Linked DNA regions of Homo sapiens: regions 1 and 2 are each linked to region 3. Evidence: chromatin loops called from intact Hi-C (ENCODE). Cell type or tissue: GM12878. All regions are shown on one strand. Region 1 has its middle 30 kb from the start of TMEM45A. Region 2 overlaps ADGRG7 (adhesion G protein-coupled receptor G7). Region 3 overlaps TBC1D23 (TBC1 domain family member 23).

What was found. A loop is a pair of places that touch in the nucleus more often than their neighbours do. Peaks named below come from ENCODE experiments on the same cell type or tissue, not always from the same donor. Only the 100,000 strongest peaks of a DNase experiment are listed, where the experiment ranks them.
Region 1: a loop joins it to region 3, with 6 times the contacts of the local background. A loop is called at or near these places in 12 of 110 quality-filtered maps.
Region 2: it touches region 3 in a loop (11-fold over the local background); 4 of 110 quality-filtered maps call a loop at or near these places.

Annotation. Positions count from the first base shown.
Region 1 is chr3:100,458,402-100,466,401 of GRCh38, forward strand. No RefSeq gene overlaps it. Among named protein-coding and RNA genes, the nearest start is that of TMEM45A, 30 kb to the right of the region's middle. RefSeq lists enhancers at 7,584-7,893, 7,623-8,000. In GM12878, a CTCF peak has its summit at 4,716 (motif pointing right); DNase peaks (open chromatin) are centred at 4,740 and 7,850; H3K4me3 peaks cover 335 bases; H3K27ac peaks cover 729 bases.
Region 2 is chr3:100,630,251-100,638,250 of GRCh38, forward strand. It overlaps ADGRG7 (adhesion G protein-coupled receptor G7), which reads left to right. Exons shown (of 16, transcript NM_032787.3): 3 at 455-559; 4 at 3,015-3,127; 5 at 5,427-5,576; 6 at 7,052-7,152. Among named protein-coding and RNA genes, the nearest start is that of ADGRG7, 25 kb to the left of the region's middle. In GM12878, a CTCF peak has its summit at 4,762 (motif pointing left); a DNase peak (open chromatin) is centred at 4,721.
Region 3 is chr3:100,311,856-100,319,855 of GRCh38, forward strand. TBC1D23 (TBC1 domain family member 23) reads left to right here. Exons shown (of 19, transcript NM_001199198.3): 15 at 1-22; 16 at 4,244-4,332; 17 at 7,214-7,349. Among named protein-coding and RNA genes, the nearest start is that of NIT2, 19 kb to the right of the region's middle. RefSeq lists an enhancer at 4,797-4,976. In GM12878, a CTCF peak has its summit at 4,889 (motif pointing right); a DNase peak (open chromatin) is centred at 4,900; H3K27ac peaks cover 626 bases.

The DNA.
Region 1 (8,000 bases), 150 kb after region 3:
AAATCTAAAAACCCCAAAACAATCTCCTTTGACTCCATGTCTTACATTCAGGGCACACTGATGCAAAGGGTAGGCTCCCATGGCCTTGGGCAGCTCCATCCCTGTGGCTTTGTAGCCCCTCTGCCCAGCCCTCCATATACCAGCTGCTTTCATGGCTAGTGTTGAGTATCTGCAGCTTTTCCAGGTGCACAGTGCAAGCTGTCAGTGTATCTACCATTCTGGGGTCTGGAGGATGGTAGGCCCTCTTCTCACAGCTCCACTAGGCAGTGCCCCAGTAGGGATTCTCTGTGGGGGCTCCAACCCCACATTTCCCTTCTGCACTGCCCTAGCAGAGATTCTCCATGAGGGCTCTGTCCCTGCAGCACACCTCTGCCTGCACATCCAGGTGTTTCCATACATCTTCTGAAATCTAGGCAGAGGTTCCCAAACCTCATTTCTTGTCTTCTGTGCACCCGCAGAACCAACATCACATGGAAGCTGCCAAGACTTGGGGCTTGCACCTTCTGAAGCAACAGCCTGAGCTGTACCTTGGTCCCTTTTAGACACAGCTGGAGCAGCTGGGATGCAGGGCACCAAATCCAAGGCTGCACACAGCAGGGGAGCCCTGGACTTGGCCCAGGAAACCATTTTTCCTCCTAGGCCCCTGGGTCTGTGATGGGAGGGGCTGCTGTGAAAGTCTCTGACATGCCCTGGAGACATTTTCCCCATTGTCTTGGTAATTAACATTCAGCACCTTGTTACCTGTGCAAATTTCTCTAGCCAGTTTGAATTTCTCCCCAGAAAATGGATTTTTCTTTTTTACCATATTGTCAGGCTGCACATTTTCCAAACTTTTATGCTCTGCTTCCCTTTTAAACATAAGTTCCAATTTCAGATAATGTCTCTCAACTTCAAAGTTCCACAGATCTCTAGGGCAAGGGCAGAATGCCACCAGTTGCTCTGCTAAAGCGTAGCAAGAGTGAACTTTGCTCCAGTTTCCAAAAAGTTCTGCATCTCCATCTGAGACCATCTCAGCCTGGACTTCATTGTCTACACTGCTATCAGCATTTTGGTCAAAACCATTTGACAAGTCTCTAGGAAGTTCCAAACTTTCCCACATTTTCCTGTCTTCTGAGCCCTCCAAACTGTTCCAACCTCTGCCTGTTACCCAGTTTCAAAGTCACTTCCACATTTTTTGGTACCTGTATCGCAGTACCCCACTCTCTGCAGTACCGATTTCCTATATTTGCCCATTCTCACACTGCTATAAAGAGCTGCACAAGGCCAGATGCAGTGGCTCATGCCTGTAATCCCAGCACTTTGGGAGACCGAGGCAGGTGGATCATCTGAGGTCAGGAGTTCAAGACCAGCCTGGCCAACACAGTGAAACTCCATCTCTAATAAAAATACCAAAAATTAGCCAGGTGTGGTGGCAGGCACTTGTAATCCCAGCTACTCGAGAGGTTGAGGCAGGAGAATTGCTTGAACCTGGGAGGCAGAGGTTGCAGTGAGCTGAGATTGCTCCACTGCTCTCCAGCCTGGGTGGCAGAGTGAGACGCCATCTAAAAAAAAAAAAAAAAAAAAAAAAAGAACTGCCCAAGACTGGGTAATTTATAAAGAAAAGAGGTTTAAAAGAGGTTTAATCGACTCACATTTGCACATGGCTGGGGAGGCCTCAAGAAACCTACAATCATGGCAGAAGGCGAAGGGGAAGCAAGGACCTTCTTCACTTGATGGCAGGAAAGAGAGAGCTAGCAAGAGCAGGGAAAATTGCTTTATAAAACCATCAGATCTTGTGAGAATTCATTCACAATCATGAGAACAGCACTGGGGAAACTTTCCCCATGATCCAATCATCTTCCACCGTGCAAACACTGCTCACTGCAGCCTCAACCTCCTGGGTTCAAGTGATCCTGCCACCCTAGTCGCCCCAGTAGCTGGGACCATAGGCATACACCACCACAGCCAGCTAATTAAAAAAAAAGTATTTGTAAGGTGGGGGGGTTTCCCTATGTTGCCCAGGCTGTTCTGAAACTCCTGGGCTCAAGAGATCTTCCTGCTTTGGCCTCTTCAAAGTGCTGAGATTACTGGTGTGAGCCCCCACGCCTAACAGAACAAAAATTTTAAATGTGTTTGTTTACCTTCTCGGAGATAAATATGGTTAATGCCTTGGTGTATGTACTTCCAGAATGCTATTTACGTGTACATGTGCACATGAACGTAAGTGCACATCAAACACTTTTTCAGTCATAATCTCATTTCAGTTAAGAATATATCATTAACATCTCTTTAATCGATAAAATTGTTTATTACATAATTTTAAATGGTGTTTAAGTGGAGTCAAGTCACTTTGTTTTTTTTTTTTTGAGACGGAGTCTCGCTCTGTCGCCCAGGCTGGAGTGCAGTGGCGAGATCCCGGCTCACTGCAAGCTCCGCCTCCGGGGTTCACGCCATTCTCCTGCCTCAGCCTCCCGAGTAGCTGGGACTAAGGCGCCGGTCACCATGCCCAGCTAATTTCTTTATATTTTTTTTAGCAGAGACGGGGTTTCACCGTGTTAGCCAGGATGGTCTCAATCGCCTGACCTCGTGATCCGCCCACCTCAGCCTCCCAAAGTGCTGGGATTACAGGCGTAAGCCACCGCGCCCGGCCGTCACTTCTGCCATAAAAACTTTCCCTCATAACATACCAAGAGATACCATTCTTGATAGCCAATAGTAACCAACTTAGCTATCTTCCTTTTCATAGAAAACTTCTTGAAGAGTTATCTACATTTCCCCTCAGTTTTGAGTCTGCTGCAATGTGACTTCTGTCCTTACCCTTTATAGAAACCGTTCTCTTCAAAGTCACCCTTGAGCTCCTTACTGTCAAATTCTGTGAAAACATCTCTTGACTTTGCTTGACTTTCTAGAAGCATCAGACATTGCTGATTACTCCCTCCCTCTTGAAGCCCCTCTCTGGCTGGCTGTTGAGACTTATATTCTTCTGGTTTTCCTTGTACCTCTCCTATCACTGCTGGTTGTTTTGGTGCTTTGGTGAGAGATCCATATACCTTAAATACGGATTTTCTTCAGAGCTCTGTCTAAGCATTTGCCTCAGTTACCTTATCTTCCCTGGGTAATCTCAAACACGTGCAGGGTATCGGCCACCTATGTGCTGATGGCTCCCAAATCTGTCCCTGTGGTGCAGACTCTCTCCTGAGCAGCACACTCATATATAAAAGCATCCTTTGGACATATTAGTTACAGGTTTCACAGACATCTCAAACTCATCTTTTGAAAGTAAACTGTTCTTTATTGCCCTGTCTGCTCTCCTTCTGCCCCTCTTTCTGTGTTCCCTATCTCAGTGACTGGTAGCATCATTTACCAGTTGCTCGTGGAAGAACTTACCTGGGTTTGAAGCCACTTGTACTCCTCCTTTTCTCCCATTCTCCATCTAATTAATCATCAACTTGTGTCTATTTTGCCTCTAAATATCACTTGGATCTACCGAATTCCCTCTATTCTCATTGCTACAACCTGATTTCAGGCCCTTTATATCTTGCTTCATTTCTTACAATAGAAATAATAATATTTTAGATATATTTGGTTAAATCAAATATATTATGAAAATTAATTATCTTTTTTCCTTATATAAATGTAGTTACTAGAAAATTTAAAACAGCATATATGTCTCATATTATATTTCTATTAGATAGCACTGATCTATACCTTGGCTAACTTTCAAACCTCTTTTTATATTACTAACATTTTAGTTTTTAAGTTTAACTGAGCTTAAAATGTATTTAAATTTAATTAATCCAAGGTGCTATTTTGGGTTAATTGGCCTAATACTAGTTACAACATTTTAAGTAAATTTTGTTATACCTAAACTGTCTTTCTTCCGTTCTTCCTTGTTTCCGTCTTTCTTCTCGAAATAAAAGTGCCCTGTCTATTCATATTCTTTCTTGTGCTATAGTATAGCTCATGTAGGCTTCATTATGTAATGGAATGATTTCCTTACACGTCTGTCTTCCTCTCTAGCCCGTGAACTCTTAGTGAGAGAAACCATATCTTAATCATCTTTCCATTCCCAAAACTTAATAGGCACCTATCACATAGTAGCATCTCAATATATAGCTGGCTTTCCATATGCACAGGTTCTACATCAACAGATTCGACCAATCACAGATCAAAAACATTCAAAAATAAAACCAATAATAATAATAATACAACAATAAAAGACCATCCAAATAAAAACAATACAGTATAGCAACTTTTTGCATAGTGTTTACATTGTGTTAGGTATTATAAGTAATCTAGAGATGATTTAAAGTATGTAGGAAGATGTGAATAGGTTATATGCAATTACTATGTCATTTTATATAAGAGATATGAACATCATCGGATTTTGGTATCTGTGAGGATCCTGGGCCAACCTCCTGTGCATACTGAGCGACGACCATATACAGTTTGAGAGTGTGACTCTAAACAAGCAGGACCCTAAAACTTGAATTAATTCTGCCTATTGTAGGCCAAACACTGTCATAGATGACTCTCTCACAATGAAAAACTGTATTTGGAGTTGATATTTTCCCTCCTAAAATGGAAACTTTTTTTGCTTATAAAAGTAATAGCTGACACACTTTCAAGTAATGCAGAAAACAGTATGACAGCCTCCCAGAAAAGCCAAGTGTTGTTATGACCTTAATACAGCTCATTATTACTGTCAAGACATTCTGGTTACTCTACTCTAGGGGGCAGACTTGAACCAGCATTTGGACAGGTAATGCTGGACGCAAGCCTCAGTGTTTGGCCAAAGACAAAATCACTATCGTTACGTTTTTCTTTTCTTTCTTTCTTTCTTTTTTTTTTTTTTAGAGTCTGTCATCCAGCCTGGAGTACAGTGGTGTGATCATAGCTCACTGCAGCCTTGAGCTCCTGGGCTCAAATGATCCTCCCCACTCAGCCTCCTAAAGGGCTGGGATTACAGGTGTAAGCATCAAATCTCTTAAAAGCTTCTTCACTATCATGAGAAAAACATGGGGGAAACTGCCCCCATGATCAAATCACCTCCCACCAGTTCCCTCCCTCAACACGTGGGGATTACAATTCGAGATGAGATTTGAGTGGGGATTCAGAGCCAAACCATGTCAGATGGTAAACAAAAATCAAAGAAAAATATAGCATAATGTCATGAAGAATCAAAAACAGTTAGGAAATAGAGATAACGGGAATGCTTTTTAAGAGTGAGTTTCCAAAAAAGCCTGTCTGATGAGGTGGTATTTGAGCTGAGGTATGAATGAAATGAGGGAAAAGGGTCTCAGGCAGCAGCGCAGCAGTGTAAAGGCACTAAGGTAAGAGCTTGCTTGGCTTCTTTTAAAAATAGCAACATATTCCTGGAAAGGAGTGCATGACAGGTGTGCAATGGAAAACGAAGCTGGAAAATGCAAAGGGTGGATAATCTGTTACCTAGGTGGTTGTTATTCTAAGTGTCATGGGAAGCTATTGGAAGGTTTTGAGTGAATCACATGGTGTGACAATTTCAGGGAGGGATACATCACAGAGGCAATATTGCTATGCCACTTCAGACATATTAGCATGCTGCTTTCCCAAAGTTCCGTCATTAGTCATTGTTAGCTCTGTGGCTAGAAGACAAAGAAGAGTTTCTTGAAGTGGGAAAAGAAATTATGGTACTCTCCTTCTAAGTTGAGAATATCCTCTTGGCAAACAGCATGGTGCATGAATAGGTTTGTTGAATGAGTGAAAGAAATAATGAATGAAACAACAGTGAAGGCATTTTTTTTTTTGAGACAAAGTCTCACTCTGTCATCTAGGCTGAAGTGCAGTGGTGCGATCTCCTCACTGCAACTTCTGTTTCCCGGGTTCAAGTGATTCTCCTGCCTCAGCCACCCTAATAGCTGGGATTACAGGCATGCCCCAACATGCCTGACTAAGTTTTCTATTTTTGGTAGAGATGGGGTTTTGCCATGTTGGCCAGGCTGGTCTCGAACTCCTGGCCTCAAGTGATCAGCCCAGCTTGTCCTCCCAAAATGCTGGGATTACAGGTGTGAGCCACCATGCCCAGCCAGCAAAGCCATTTCTTAAGTATTATAAACATCTTGAAACAGTTTCCTCTCTGCTTTGCTAATTCATGGATATTTACTAAGGGCTGCATGTACTGCAGCGTAATAGGTGGGGCACACCAAGATGAGTGAGACACAGTCCTTGCCTTCAAGGAACTTCAATTTTTGTTGGAAAAATAGACATATACACAAAACAGAATGCTTATATTGAGATTTTGGCTGAGGCATCAAGATACACAGCTGTCCTTCACTATCCATAGGGGATTGATTCCAGGACCCCCTGTGGATACCAAAATCCATGGATGCTCAAGTTTCCTATATAAAATGGTGTAGCATTGGCATATAACCTATGCATATCGTTCTGTATACAGTTGACTTTTGAACAATGTTGGCTTAAACTGTGCAGGTCCACTTATAAGCAGATGTTTTCAACCAAACACAGATGGAAAATACATTATTGAGGAATGTCAAACCAGTGTATATGGAGCACCAACTCTTCTTATACGTGGGTTCCAAAGGGCTGACTTCAAGACCTGGAGTATGCATGGCTTTTGGTGTACTTGGGAGTCCTGGAACAAATCCCCCACATATAACAAGGAATAATAACTGTACTTTTAATCATTTCTAGGTTGTTTATAATACCTAATACAATGTGAATGCTATATAACTAGTTGTTATACTGTATTATTTAGGGGATAATAAAAAGAAAAACAAATTTGTGGATGTTCAGGGCAGACACAACCATTTATCTTTTCTCAAATATTTTTTCATGGTTGGTTGAATCCCTGGATGTGGAACCCACAGATACAGAGGGCTGACTGTAACAGATGCTATGTACCAAAATTAGGAGTTTTGCAAAATTGATAAAATACCTAAATGTAAACCTGAAACTATAAATTTCCTAAAAGAGAACAAAGGGAAAAAGTTTTTGGACACTGGCAGTGGCAGTAATTTTTTGGATATCATACCAAAAGCTCACTATAAAAGCAAAAATAAATAAATGGGACTATATCAAACTAAAAAGCTTCTGCATAGCAAAGGAAACAACAAAATGAAATGGCAACCTACAGATTGGGAAGAAATATTTGCAAACTATATATGTATAAGGGGGTTTAAGCTGCCATATGAAGAAGCCCGTGGGGAAGGAATTGAGGGTGACCTCTTGCCAGTAGTCATCAAGGAAATGCCCTCATTCTGAAAACCTGCAAAGAACTGAATCCTGCTAACAGCCATGTGAACTTGGAAATGGATCCTTCTTTAATCGAGCTTCACATGACTGACAACTTGATTGCAGCCTTGTTGATAAATACCTAGGCAGGTAGGGGTGGGTCCCCGGTGAAATTCAACCTTCAAGTCAGAAACAGTCCCAGGTAAATCCTTGAACCAGATTGAGAACCCGCCCTCCTGTTTGGCGTGCTTTCCTCTGATTGATACTCAGCCTTCAACTATTTTACATATACCTACCCTTTCCTAATTGGTTTCCTACACTATCATGCCCATTTTTAAGTGGTGTCTTTGACTTTTTTGCATACTCACAAGCTAATCAGCACGCACTCCCTATTCTGAGCCCATAAAAAGCCCTGGGCTCAGCCATATTGGAAACTCTCTTACCTTCAGGCAGGGGAACTACCCCTGTGTAACTTCCCCACTAAAAGCTGTTTCATCACTCAGTAAAACTTCCTGCCTTGCTCACTCTTCCAGTGTCCATGTATCTACTTCTTCCTGATTGTGAGACAAGAACCCAGACCAAGCTGAACCTTAGTTCAGAGCAAAAAATTCTGCATCATTTTGGAGGCTTGTCTGGCATTTGTCAGAAGGTTGAGTAAAATGTGGACCCAACAATCTCTTTCACTTTTGTTTCTGAGCTTTCTTATCCTCAGACTTTTTCGGAAGGCAGGGGATACTGCAACCTGCCCCCTGCCCCCCTGTTGCTCTCAGGGGTCAGGAATGTTGGCCTTT
Region 2 (8,000 bases), 320 kb after region 3:
ACACTTCATGCTGTCTGCTTAGGGTTCAGAGCCCTAGATATCCACTGCTATCATTTCCTATACTCCTACCAGTCAATATATCCCACAGATCCCATGAATTTGCCTTTTTGCTTTGCCCACATCCTCATGGTACCGTTGACCACTATAGGCTCTATATTTTTAGTTCTGAAGATTCCAACTAATCTGTTACAGTATCCTAGCTCACATTCCCTCTCTACCCAGGTTTATATTGTGCACATTTTAACTGGAACCTGTTGTCTAACATACTAGTTATTCTAACGGCAATGACTTAACCAGATAGCAAAGTATAGAAGTTCCTCACAGGCCAGTGGGTTCTATAAGCCTTCTATTGCCTTTCAAATTTCACTGCATAGGTTCTGACCTTTGACTTTTATCTGGTTTCAATTTTTTTAAAATACAATTTATAATAAAGAACTTTTTCTCTTTATTACAGCTAATTTTTGTGAAAATAGTACCTATATGGGTTTTACTTTTGCCAGAATCCCAGTGGGCAGATATGGACCATCCTTGCAAACATGTGGCAAGGATACTCCAAATGGTATGTGTTTTCCCAAACATTTACTCTATGCATAAGAATTACTATGCTGAGTCATACCTCTCATACCTCCTACTAGTGTTAGGTCCCTGAAGGGCATCAGGAAAGGTTTTGTGGAAGGACTTAACTCCCTTTCGTGATGCTAATGTTCAAAACTTAAGGTAGTATCTCACAAAATCTTAAATTTCCCAACAGTTTCATATGAATCAGTTGTTTGTGAATTTCTCTGAATCTTTCCTTAATTGGTTTATTTTTCCAGCTTTTGCTTTCTCCTGGAGTTCAATTAAATTGACATTTGCTCCTTTAGTTATATAATTAAAAAAAAAGTTCTAATCAGCCAAAATTATGGACTTGTATCATATCTATTTTCAGATTTCATCTTTCCAGGTAGAGATGCATGGTTAAGTCTGTTCATAGTTGGTAGTCCTTCACCTTTTTGGTCATTTTAGTTATCCATCTTGGAACATTCTCTAGCTTCATTCTACTTTTCTTAACATGACTACCTTACTTGTATAGAGGCATTCAGAGAGTGAAAGAGTAAATAGTATTTTCTATTTCTAATATGGTCCCTGATAATATCCAAGATTTTGGTGATTCATTTCAGTGCCACATTGGGTAATGTCTTCTGAGTGTAGGCTTTAGGAATTCCTAGATTCTATCCTGATAACCAGAGCCTATTATGCCATTTAATTTCCACTAATGTTTTACCTGTCCCTTGTTTGCCTTGACTTGCATTTGAGCAGTCCTACTTCTCACATCTTCCTGCAGGTAATTCGCTACTTCCTATGGAACTAGATATCTCAAGAATACAGCCAATTCTAGATCATTGACAAAGATGTTTGATAAAACTACTGCCGGCAATGGCCCTGAAGAGAATGTGACATTTTATTTAGATATTTATTTTTGTATGTGTCAAGGGAACTCTGAAGCACTAAATAAATTAAATGAATTGCTCTTTTTAAATTACTTTTTATCTTATTATTATGAGAAATTATGCATATCCGTATTTGATTTGTGGAATTCAAATTGCTTCCACCCATATATATCATTGTGTTAGTCCATTCTTGCATTGCTATAAAGAAATATCTGAAATGCCATATCAGTCATGCTTACTCAAGTATTCATGATGCTACTCTATCTATAAGTCCTCCTGAATTTTTTACTCACAGCGTAAAAGGGGCTTCTACCATGTTGACACTATATATACTATATATACCATACTATACTATATGGTATGCTATTGGTAACTATTGTCTTGATTTTACATGTTTTGTGTGTCCTAAATATTTCATAATGGTTTATAAAACAGATACAACTTACAAAACATAACTGTGCTACTGAATTAGGAAGAGTAAAAGTGTCAGTAACATACCCATGAAGAGTCATCACACTTGTTTAATATATATTAATTCTTTGGGACAAGAGACTCAACATTTTTTATTTGGTTATTAATTTTTCTTTTCTGAACACCTATTATAAAATCATGTTTATAATATTTATCCTCAAATTTCAGATTGAGCCTATAATTTTACAGATTTGGATTCTAACTGTTGGCAATTTTCCTTTTAGTCTTATATTAATAATTGCTTCTAATTACTCAATATTATATACCAAATGATCAAAATACTTTTCAATGATTTTTGAGTGGGGATATTTGCACTTTTAGGTAACATTGAGGAAAAGATGCATCTGACATGTGTCCACTTAAAAGTTATTTATAGCCCATAAATATGTTAGAAATTTTCATTATGTCATGGTGTAGAGGTGAAGCCATCATATAAATTAAGAGTGACTCCAACTTTGTGCTTTACATATTATTGAAGCAATCTCTAATTTCAGTGTTTCTAGTTGTTGTCCCAAGAAGGAGCTGCCCAAAGCTGGTCCTGAGGAAAAATCTACCTTTTGGTCAGCTGTCCCTCTAATTATGATTTTTTTCTATAGCAACTACTTAAGTATTAACTACAGGAAGGCAGTGAGGTAGGGAGGCTTAAGTGATAATCCTAGGAAATAAACCAAATGACCCAGCAAACATTTATTGAGGCAACTAAACATCTAATAAATATAATAGAATATAACAGAACTCTTTGCCTTTCAGCTGTTATCCAGATTTCATAAAGCAGTCAAGATCAACATATAATTCAGTATCTATTAGGAATTTTTCATATTGTTTCTAGTCTCTCAGCCTAGCATTCTCTCATCATATCCACTTCAAAGCCATTATGTACCTTATTGTTGAAAGGTAAATCTTACTTGAAGACATCAAAGGAAGGAAATAGTCAACTGGTCTTTTGAAGTCCAGATTCAAAAATCAAGATAATAAGTGGTATCTGCCTAAAAATAATAGGCAATAATTTTTAATAAATTATAACTTTTAATAAAAATTAGTTATTGCCTAAAAATAATAGGCAATAATTTTAATAAATACTTATTTTTAATAAAAAATTTCTTTGTATTAAAGCGGGCAATCCAATGGCAGTCCGGTTGTGCAGTCTCTCTCTATATGGAGAGATAGAATTACAAAAAGTGACAATAGGAAATTGCAATGAAAATCTGGAAACCCTGGAAAAGCAGGTATGCCATATGACTCACTGATGGGCAACTGGAAGAAGTTCTGATTCCGTGCAGTTTCTGTTCTTCAGATACCTGATGGTCAAATCAATTCTTTTAAAACTCTCAAATTAGTAATAACAAAAACTAGTGACTAAAGCCACTCTTATTATTTATTTATTTATTTTGAGACCTAGTTTTGCTCATGTCACCCAGGCTGCAGTGCAATGGCACCGTCTCGGCTCACTGTAACCTCTGCCTCCCAGGTTGAAGCAATCCTCCTGCATCAGCCTCCTGAGTAAGCTGGGATTACTCATACCACCGTGCCCGACTAATTTTTGTATTTTTAATAGAGATGGGGTTTCACCATGTTGGCTAGGCTGGTCTCGAACTCCTGACCACAGGTGATCCGCCTGCCTCAGCCTCCCGAAGTGCAGGGATTACAGGCGTAGTAAGTAAGCCACCACACCTGGCCGCCACTCTTATTTTTAAAAGTTGACATCAGTTTGTGAAAAAGGACTGTTGTTTCATCAAATTTCAGCAAATGATGATCAATAGCACATTAAAAATGGCTTCATCTTTGTGGAAGTTTTGACTGGATATAGATCCCTGACATTTGAGACCAAAGGAAAGCCTCTTGATGGTGTAACTGGACCAGAATGAAGAGAAAGAAACTATTATCAAAGACCCTTGGAAACAGGAAACTCCAAACCTGATGCGGGTCTCAGGGCAGTATCTATGAGCAGGTGAAATAGAAAGTACATCTAACTAGATGTTTTTTCATGCAGATTAAATTATTTTGACCAAAGTTGTACCCAAATGCACATGCATGGAAGAGCTAACACTAGGGGACAAGCAAGGGGGAGGAAGAGGAAACCAACCTTTATGTACAGCCTTTCATGTGCCTGGCATGTTGCATATGTTATCACATTTAATCCTTATAAAACTTCTGTGAGTTGAATGTTATTCCCATATTATAAATAATTATAGCCAATAACACTTACTAATTGTTGAGCACCTACTGCATGCCAAATATTGTGCCAAATATTAATGTATTTATTAGTTTATCATATTTAATTTTTATAACACCATAAATAGGTATTAATGTACACATTTTATAGATGAGGAAAATGTGGTTCTGAGAGGTGAAGCATTTTGCCTAGTGATCACAGCTAAAAAGTGATAGAGCTGTTCTTTATTTTAAAGTTCACATTGTACTACCCTGGCTCCCTAATCACAGATGGGCAGGGTAGGGGTTGGGTGGGAACAGAAGTTGGAGAGTGGATGTGGCTGCCAACCACACAAGTTGTGCCAACCCACAGATTGAGGAAAGATGCTAAATTTGGAATCTGGCAAACCAGTGTTTGGTTCTTAGCTCTGCCACTTCTAAGCTGTGTGAAACTTGGTTGAGGTCCCTAACTTCTCCTGAGGGTGAACAACTCACAAAGTTGTTTTGCTTATTAAATGTGATAACACCTGTAAACATCTAACAGAGTGCCTAGCACATAGCAGGGATCTAGCAATTGAATTAGGGTTATTTGTTTCTGTCTACTGATTGGGTATTGTTTCTGACACTTACCCAAGTGTGAATAGCCTATAACACTGGTATAATTTGTGAAATGATGCTGCCATCTAGTGAAAACCAAGACACACACACACACACACACACACACACATACACACACACGTGCGCGCGCATGGACACCCAGCTTCACCAATGACAATATGGATTGGCATGTTTTAGCCTCACAACACAGAGCCCTGGGGCTAACTGGCACCTAGAGAGGTCATCTCGGCCAGTGCCTTCCAAACTACCAGTGCTGAAAAGCCAGTTCAAAAAATTTTGAACCCATTGCACACCAATATTTTTGTGAAATAATAAAAATAAATTACTGGAAAAATGAAATAAAAAATATGTATAAAATACAAACCAAAATTTTAGAACTGTTAGATTCAACAGCAAAAAATTGCTATATACATCTCTGACCAATTGCTTTCAGTTTCTGTGCTTATCTCTCTACGACCTTTGTAACACACAGTGAACCAGCGCTGGCCCATGGATACACTCTAGTAGCCCCAATCTAGCTAAGGCAGCCCCTTATAGTTAATCAATCCTGTCAAACAGGAAAGGCTGGCAAAACCACTGGTCTGCATGTACTTTGTCCTTTACACAAGGAAGGATGCAAACGTGGAAAACTGAGTGGACATGGTGTTCAGGAGATTGAGGCTCAGCTAAATTCCAGCTTATTTACCTGCAGTTGCTTACAAAGTGTTTGGACATAATTGTGTAAAGCTAGGGTTTTTTTTCTGGTTTTTAAAACAGGTAAAGGATGTCACAGCACCACTTAATAACATTTCTTCTGAAGTCCAGATTTTAACATCTGATGCCAATAAATTAACTGCTGAGAACATCACTAGTGCTACGCGAGTGGTTGGACAGATATTCAACACTTCCAGAAATGCTTCACCTGAGGTAAAACTCACAGAGCTTTAAAAAAAATTTTTTTTTTATTTTTAGAGGGGGTGTTGGGAAAGAAAGAGAGATGTCCTGAATACCACTCCTTATTCCACAATATGGTTTGAGCATGGTTTAAGTTGCTTAAAGGCATTTTGCATAGCACTCCTGAGAGACGCTCAAAGATTAAAAAAAGGGCCTCTTGTCCAAATATTTTATTTTAGGATATTCCTAATGATCATTATTGTGTTGTCTTTTTCTTTTGAGACAGAGTCTCATTGTGTCACCCAGGCTGGAGTGCAGTGGCACGATCTTAAGTCACTACAACCTCTGCTTTCTGGATTCAGGGGTTCAAGTGATTCTCAGGTCTCAGCCTCCCAAGCAGCTGGGACTACAGGCACACACCACCACACCTGGCTATCACATTAAGTCTTTTAGGAAGTCCTGGAATGCATAAGTCTACTTCACCTTATGAATATGTTTACCAACTACATTTGACCTTACCATCCCTAGTGCATTCCAAGTAAATAGTGTTTCAAGAATTTAATTTGGAACATGTGATTTTAAACTGCAATGCATTTCTATTAAGAATATTTACATTTTAGTCTTGGCTTTCTGAAAACTTTAAGCCTAGTTTACATTCCTGATATTTTAATTTGCTAAACCCTGGTACTTGAAAACAAGTATATTCAACATTTACTAATTGGTATAGCTGGATAGTGATCAAACAGGGCTACAAACCACCAATATGGACTCACCTTGTGTATAGGTTGAATATCAGCATGCCCTGAAAATAGCTACTCCTTTCTTCCATTCCCTTTAAATGTTTTGTTTCAGAAAAAAAAAATTGAAATATTTTTCCTGCTAAAAAGTAAGTGGGATTCAAGTTAATAAAAATGGAATTGAAAGAGAAAATATTGACCTCCAAATGTAGAATTAATGGAAGGATTAACAAGTAGGCAGAAGGGCTTCAACACTCCCAAAGAGGGAAGATAAATAGTAATCAAATGCCAAAAGATCATCTCTCTGACACACTCCTGAGTTATTGATTGAAAGAAAACTACAAATAATTTTACTAAGTCTAACAGGTATACTAAGTATAACTTAGTTATGCTAAGTATTATGAGCTGTAATTTTTAACAACCAGAGTATTGCACTCTTCTTATTTTGTTTCTGCTTTTGAATCCAAGCATTTGATTTTGTGTCCTTGGAGTTTGGTGGGGAGTCTGTGAAAGATCTTGCTATGAGGTCGAATTCAGGGACTTAAACCTCCTAATTCACTACCTTAATTTATATTTTCACTTTGCCTTATCTTGATTCTCTCTGTCATCTTATGTGGATCAAAGAATAAACCTTTAATTTTGTAAAATGCTTCCCTCTACATTATCATATCAGTGATGCCACTTGCTACTACAATGATTCATGATGATAATGATGGTGATGATAATGTATGATATATGCTTCTCTGATGATCAGTATCTTCTCTTTGGCAGGCAAAGAAAGTTGCCATAGTAACAGTGAGTCAACTCCTAGATGCCAGTGAAGATGCTTTTCAAAGAGTTGCTGCTACTGCTAATGATGATGCCCTTACAACGTAAGCACAAATTCAATTTGGAAAGAAAACTTGACTAAGGGCTGTTTACTTTCCTAGGCTAAAGTATTAACAGAGATATCTTTATTTCTCTCATGGATGCAGTAACTGACTGATTCCTCTGGAATGTAGATAAGAGCTGTGACTTTCCACTTGACCTTTAGTTACTAGATGGAGTGGTATATGTTACCTCCTGCATCCAGGGGTGCTGGCCATGGCCTGGGAGATAGGGAGTAACTGGGCTGATTTAGATTAGAACTTGTTTTCCTCACCTTAGTTTGGCATGACCAAGGGACAACTTCCATGCACAGCAAGACCTCTTCCAAATTCTTTTGCAAAACATAGAGCTACAGAGAACAGCTCACTTTGCAGGACATACTGCCATCCCCCAAGCTGCACCTCACTTCTCTCTTTCCAAGGCCCTGGTATATTTTGATTATTTTCCTTAGCTTTACTCTTGATCCCTTCGTGGGACTTGTGATAGGGGTGCCCCGTTTACTCAGCCCACCCCACTCAACCCCTTGCGGGAGGGAATGTGTAGATGAGCAAGTGTGGGAATCAGCCAGTCACTTCTCCACTGTCAGGAGCGAACTCTGTGCAGGCCCCACAGCAGCATCCAGAGGGGTGCCTGCAACCCCAAGGCCCCAGAGGGCATGTTACAATGCTCTCTTAGCTCCACCATCCATGGACAACATTGCATTATCAGCCCAGTGGGCCCTTTGCCTTGTCACATGGGGTGGCTGCCCTCCACCAGTGAAGGCAAAGGGCCAGCATAACAGCCTTTTTGGGTACCTGCACTTGGTGGGTCCCAAATTCTTGTCCAGTGCCCAAGAAGAATTAGGTCACCTGGA
Region 3 (8,000 bases):
CAGACAGATCATGTACAGAGCGGTAAGCCAATGAGTAGAGCATTTTTCTTGAACCATCCTTTTCCTTTAATATGCTTCATGCCATCTATAAGCCTCATGCTGTCTTGGCTCAAATTTCATGCAGCTATTTCAAATGCTAAACTTTCCTCATTCTGCTTTTTAGGAGTGTGTCATGTTTATTGATACACTTTTCTTTTTGTTTTTTGCTTGATCATTTTAATTTCTTTTCCTGCATGCTTGTTTGTATCACCCATTCCACAGATGAAAATTAAGTTTGTTCAAAACCTGCAGTTTTTATTCTGAGACAGGGGAAGGTGAAACAAAGAAAGTATGTGGTCGCGAGTTGGCAGGTTATCTGCTTTGGTGCTCATTTGCTTCTATCTCCCGCCTAGCAGCAGAGAAAATTATAGCACCTAAAAATAGGCACCGTTCATGGTTCAAAATTTTTGTTAATTTGTGTACATTATGTAATTTTATATTTTTAGATTTTTCTTAATAAGATGTATGTATATAGGTTGAGTTAGCATATATAAATCTCTTCCAAGAAACTACAGTTCTAGGGTTCTGCCTTTGGTTTTTGTTGAAAAAAAATTACATTTTTTTCTAGGTAGTTGATTACTTTAATGTATAATCTGTCACTTCTCTAACCCAAATAAAACGAGGTGCTTCTCATTAAAGACAATAAGTTTAAGGTTTAAAAATCTACTGGATCTTCAATTAGGGTAACAAAAGAACTTTACTAACTTAACTCTGTGTGACTTTACAGTTCTTATACTCACAGAATTTTTCAGCAATTTAATTTAGAATATCAATTACAGCAACACCTACAAACATTTAAAAAGAAATTCTATAAATCCTAAGTGGGCCAGAAAAAAAAATAAATTCTAGTCATATTTTCAATGTAAGTTAAGCTTTGGAATAATGGAATGGAATTTTTCTCGGGTCACTTCAGTATTCTCAGTGACTTGAAGTAGCATTTTTAAGAATAATACTTCACTCTCTAAGACTATACTTTCAGCCGGGCGCAATGGCTCACACCTGTAATCCCAGCACTTTGGGAGTTGGAGGTGGGCGGATCACGAGGTCAGGAGGTTGAGACCATCCTGGCTAACATAGTGAAACCCCGTCTCTACAGAGTGAGACTGCGTCTCAAAAAATAATAATAATAATAATAATATAATAATAATAGTTCACCCTCTAATAACTTATCTTCTAAGAGTTTTGATTTATTGTGACTATGCCTACACAACGCCAATTACAGGACTTCTGCTAATAATTTTACCTAGCACTACTTTAAAGGAAATTGCTTGTTTTAAAATTACAATCTATTTGTGAATCATCCTTTCCATTTTCTTCTGTTACAGGACCATTGAATTAGTCTAATTTTTTTCAACTCCCAAGTTCTCAAATTATTAATTTTTGTAACTTAAATCATCTCTGATCCACAGGTAGATATATTTGTTTTGAAAAGAGAATCTAATGAGAAGTTAGAATGAATTAGGTTTCTTTCTAAGCTCAGTAAATTAAAGCCTACTCAAACCATACTATAGATGTTTCTACTATTACCATGGCAAAAAAAGTATAGATATTGTGCTTTAAAAAATAGTACAGCTGTTGAATTTTATTCATTTTTAGCCAGTCTTTCAAGAAATGTCTCAATAATCCTTAGCATTCATGTTTATAAAAAATTTGCATTGTATTATAAATCTTGATTAACAATTAATAATTTGTTTTTTAGGATTATCTCTTTACTCATACTTTCTGGTTATTTGGTTATCTGGTTACAGCAAATGCTTATTCGCTGTAAACATTTATCTTTGTTACTTTTTATGTTATGGCAGTTTAATTGTGCTTAATATTAGGAGAAAACTTATAATCTAATCTATATAAAATTTTACAATCTAGATGGCATCAAAGCATTTTTAGATAAAGCTCTTACCTCTGTCTTTGCTTTTTGTAAGAAAGCTGAATCTGAGTTTCAAAGGCATCCAAATTATATCATTTTCTATCTCTCATGAGCATAGTTTGGTAATTTACAGGACAATTTTGTATTAGATATATTTTAACATAAAACCAAATGATTATGTCACTTGTAATTTAATCAGACTTTAAGCCTATGTATTGATTAACCTAACTTGTAATTTCCAAAGAATATTTGTTATACACTAAACTCTCATTATATTTATTGAGGAATGTTATTTTGGAAGAAGTAAATCAACAAAATTAGGCTACAAAATTTTTTTTTTTTTTTTTTTTTTTTTGTGACCGAGTCTTGCTCTGTTGCCCAAGCTGGAGTGCAGTGGCGCAATCTCGGCTCACTGCAACCTGTGCCTCCTGGGTTCAAGTGATTCTCCTGTCTCGCCCTCCCAAGTAGCTGGGACTACAGGTGCGTGCCACCACACCCAGCTGATTTTTAAATTTTAGTAGAGACGGGGTTTCACCATGTTAGCCAGGATAGTCTCGATCTCCTGACCTCGTGATCTGCCCACCTCGGATCTTTCGGCCTCCCAAAGTGCTGGGATTACAAGCGTGAGCCACTGTAACCGGCACAAAAAAAATTTTTATTGATAGTGTGTAAAGTATAGATTTGATCTCTATCTTCTGGGAAATTTGAATTCTAAACCTAAGTAAAGGCCAAGTGTGGTGGTTCACACCTGTAATCTCAGCACTGGGAGGCTGAGGTGGGAGGATCACGGGTCCAAGAGTTCAAGACCATTCTGTGCAGCATAGCAAGATCCTGTCTCTGAAAAAATAAAAAAATTAGGCAGGCGTAGTGGCACACCCCCGTGGTCCCACACTGTGGTCCCAGCTACATGGGAGGCTGAGGCAGAAGGATTGCTCCAGCCCAAGAATTCGAGGCTGCAGTGAGCTAAGATTGCGCCACTGTACTCTAGCCTGGGTGACGGAGTGAGACCCTGGCTCTAAAATACTACTACTACTACTAATAACTAAAGGCATGTAACTTGATTTTTTCTCACATTGGAATAGCTCTTGAAAATAGAAGATTTTGAGTGTTTTCATGTTACATGCACACACCCAAAAAAGCTAGAGTCTTCCTTTGTAGTAGGTAATTTTAGCTGAACCTTATCCTACAAGTAAAACAATGCTTTTCCCCTCAGAAACATGTAGTATTTTATTGACACATTTTAATTTTACCTGTTAGTTTATTTGGGATTACCTGAAAATTAATAGGATATTAATTTTTATATTCCAAAGAAAGGTCACACTTCCTATAGACCTAATCAAGTTTGAGTTTACATGTTATTTATGCCTCTGCCTTTTGAAAAAGAGGCAGATTCTTTTTTTTTTTTTTTTTTTTTTTTTGAAATGGAGTTTCACTCTTGTTGTCCAGGATGGAGTGCAATGGCGCTATCTTGGCTTACCGCAACCTCTGCCTCCCGGGTTCAAGTGGTTCTCCCGCCTCAGCCTCCAGAGTAGCTGGAATTACAGGCATGCGCCACCATGCCCAGCCAATTTTGTATTTTTAGTAGAGACGGAGTTTCTCCACGTTGGTCAGGCTGGTCTTGAACTCCCGACCTCAGGTGATCCACCTACCTCGGCCTCCCAAAGTGCTGGGATTACAGGAGTGAGCCACCGCGCCCGGCCGAGGCAGATTCATTTTTATGGCTTATATTTACACAACAAAAGTAGAATCTTCATTTCTATTGAAACAAAAGTAACAGTAATAAAAAAATGTGAAGATAACCCTTAAGACACCTGCACTTATATGAGAAGCCTTAACCAATCATATTGGAATTTGAATATTTGGTGTTAGTAACTTATTTTACCTAACAGACATGAAGGTAGCACCAGGCATTGTCCTAATAGTTTTACAATAAAATTGACTGATTTAGTTCTTACTATAACCCTGACAGGTAGATATTGTTAGCACTATTTTACAGAGGAGGAATCAGAAACACAAAAGGCTAAATAACTTCCGCAAGGCCAAACAGATCTAAGCATTGGTTTTAATATGGATATTGAAATTGTTTAAAATTTAATTTTTACATATTTAAGAGCATTCAGCCTACCAAGGCCTTATGCCACTTTTGCTAACATAATTTCTTTATCTTCTTTTAATTTCCTTAACATAGCTCTCCTAAAACTATGGGTAGTACATGGGGTTTTGGGGGGGTCAGGTAAGGAATAATTACATTTTGTGTGAATATTCAAATGATGCTTGGTAAAAATCTTTGATAACTTCTTAAGTGATTATTTCTCTCCTAAAATTCTTTGAATATAGGCATGTGAGCAGCAGTGACAGAGTGGGCAAGCCTTACCGTGGCGTAAAGCCTGTTTTCAGCATTGGGGATGAAGAAGAATACGACACAGGTGTAGTAATACACTTAGCTACAGACAGCTTTGCTGTCATTAGGAGTGATTACAGCAGTCATTCTGGGAATAGCCAATCAACTGCTTTTTTAAAAAAATGAGATTCTGTAGAAATAATTGGAGAATCTGTGGCTTTCTATTAAGAGTTTGGTTTTAGACACCTTGAATTGTTGTACGTATTAGAAATCCAAGCACCAACATGGCACATGTATACATATGTAACAAACCTGCATGTTGTGCGCATGTACCCTAAAACTTAAAGTATAATAATAATAAAATTTTAAAAAAAAGGAATCCAAGCAGAAATGTTGAGTAGAGGCAGTTGATTATAGGTGTCTTCAGCTAAGGAGAGAGGTTTAAACTGATGATAATTTGGAGGCTATCAGTGTGGAAATAGTATTTAAATCCAAGTGATGGGATTGAAATCCCTTTGATCAGATTGAAATTCCTTTGATCAGCCACCTAGGAGATTGAGAGTTGTGGGACTAAAGCACTGAAAATTACAAAATTGAGACATCTGAAGTCTTGAAACTGGAGGCAATATCCTAAAGGGCCACAAGATGGTGATACTGTGTCAGGGAAGTTTATCTTCTCTGTGGTTATGTTTTAAAAAAAATAATTTAGGCCGGGCGCGGTGGTTCACGCTGTAATCCCAGCACTTTGGGAGGCTGAGGCGGGCGGATCACTTGAGGTCAGGAGTTCAAGACCAACATGATGAAACTGTGTCTCTACTAAAAGTACAAAAATTAGCTGGGCATGGGAGTGCATGCCCATAATCCCAGCTAATTGGGAAGCTGAGGCAAGAGAATCGCTTTAACCCAGGAGGCGGAGGTGCAGTGAGCCAAGATCATGCTACTACATTCCAGCCTAGGTGACACAGCAAGACTCTGTCTCAAAAAAAAAAAAAAAAATTTAGTCTTTGGTTTATAATTCTACTGTCCAGCTTATCCTAATTAAGCAATCATAACTAATATTGGTTAATATGTGTATTGAGTTAGGTAAGCAGTCATAACTAATATTGGTTAATATGTGTACTGAGTTAGGGAAAAAATATATAAATGTACAGAATGAGAAAAAAAGACTCCCAAATCTCACCTTGCTTTTTCCAGTTAGTAATAAATACATGTTGCATATTTTCCATTTCAGCTCATGTATCTCCTCATTCTCCTTCTATCATATAAACATACCATACTTTATTTAGTCAGTCTTCCAGTTGACACTGGTGGTTTTCCAGGTTTTTTGTTTGTTTCAAATGACACTGGATCTTTATATAAAGATATATATGTAGATTAGCTTCTGATGACAGTATATTCAGAGGGTAAATTCTGCTAAGAATTTTAAATTTTAAATCTTACTGCTAAGTAAGATTGCTAGGTTATAGGGAATCACATTTGACATTTTAATAGATACATGAAATCACTTTTCAGAAAACTTGCAGAGAGGTAAATGTGATATTTCTGCTTGTTTCCTTTTCTTCTTTTTTCCCCTCTCTGTTGCCATCTCTTTCTGTTAACTCTCTGAATATCTCAACTTCTTCCATTAACAAAGGGGAGAGGCAAATGGATGAATAAATTGTGTCATATTTACATTTATCATGTATCTACACACACATATTTACAATATGGAAAATTGGACCATAATGAAAGTGAGAAAACTGAAACTATGTGTATCAGTATGTATGAATTTCAGATGTTGGGAGTAGGGTAGCAGTTGTGGAAGAATGCAGTTGAGTAGTCTACTTTTTATATACATTTATATACATTTAAGTGTATATATACATTTATATACATTTAAGTATAGAATACTACTGTATATTATTTAGGGATATGCATATATGTTAAAGCAAAGACATGTATGGAACTGATAACACCAAATTCAGATAATTAGTATTTCTTGGTGGGGAAGGGAGGAGAATGTGAGTAGGAGGAGATACATGAGAGTTTCACTTTTGTTTAAGCTGGTGTAGATAACGTGCGATTTCCTTTTTCATTATGTCTCTATATTTTGCAGTATTTGTTAGAAAGCAAAGGACAGAACCTGTAATTATTTACCTTAGAGACTGTATTATCCCTTTCTTAAATTAGAAAATATAATTATTTTATATTTCTCTTAGGGAAAATAACCTTAAATTTTTACTTATTTATCTCAGGATTGATTTTATTATTTTCCTTAAAATCAAAAAAGCAGCAAGATAAAACGAAATCTGCCATCTTTACTCTCAAGATAGGTGCCTATTGTTTAACAATTCAGCCATCTCTTTACAGACTAGTCAGATCATAGTTAAGTTATGCATATCAAAACAATTGAAATACCCCAAATGGTTTAATCTTTAAAAGTGTATTCTTAATATTTAAACCTGACTTTGTTACCATATGAAAGTGATGTTTGATAATAATATTTCTATATTATCAGTGGCATAAGGAAATAGAGTAGCAGGATTAGAATTGATTGCGTTATTCTTTTTTTTTTTTTTTCTTTTTTTTGAGACAGTCTCATTCTGTTGCCCAAGCTGGAGTGCAGTGGCGCAATCTCAGCTCACTGCAACCTCCACCTCCTGGGTTCAAGCGATTCTCATGCCTCAGCCTCCCGAGTATTTGAGATTACAGGTGTGCACCACCACACCCAGCTAATTTTTTGTATTTTTTAGTAGAGATGGGGTTTCACCATGTTGCCCAGGCTGGTCTCCAACTCCTGCCCTCAGGTGATCTGCCTGCCTCAGCCTCCCAAAGTGCTGTGATTGCAGGCGTGAGTCACTGTGCCCAGGCTGTTTGTTTTTCAATCCATATCTTCAAAATACTACTGAAATTTTTTTAGACTGTTAGGGAATGTATCATTTTAAAAGTTGGTAATATCCATATTTAATACTTTGTATTTTTTATAGATGAAATTGACAGTTCTTCAATGTCAGATGATGATAGAAAAGAGGTTGTAAACATTCAGACTTGGATAAACAAACCAGATGTCAAACATCATTTTCCTTGTAAAGAAGTAAAAGAAAGTGGACACATGTTTCCCAGGTACTTTTAAAAATGTCTTCATAAGAAGTAAAATTGAATTTGGGGAAGTTAATAATACAAAACTGAACTACAGAAGAACCTTTATTTATCCTAGTACAATAAGATATAATTCCCTTCTGTCTACTTGTATTACAGGTCTTGAATTTACAGTATTATGTAATTTTTATTTTGAAAAATTTTATACAAAAATGTTGAAGGAATAGTACATTGAACACCCTTATGATTCTTTTTTTTTCTTTTTGAGACGGAGTTTTGCTCTTGTTGCCCAGGCTGGAGTGTAGTGGCACGATCTCTGCTCACAGCAACCTCTGCCTCCCAGGTTCAAGTGATTCTCCTGCCTCAGCCTCCAGAGTAGCTGGGATTACAGGCATGCGCCACCACCCCCGGCTAATTTTGTATTTTTAGTAGAGACGGGGTTTCTCTATGTTGGTCAGGCTGGTCTCGAACTCCGGACCTCAGGTGATCCGCCCACCTCGGCCTCCCAAAGTGCTGGGATTACAGGTGTGAGCCACCGTGGCCGGCCATGATTCTTAGATTTATCAACTGTTACCACCTTTTAATACCACCCCATTTCGTATGTATATATATATACATATGCATGTATATGTACATTTTTGTCAAACCTTTCAAAAGAAGTCTACAAATGTGACA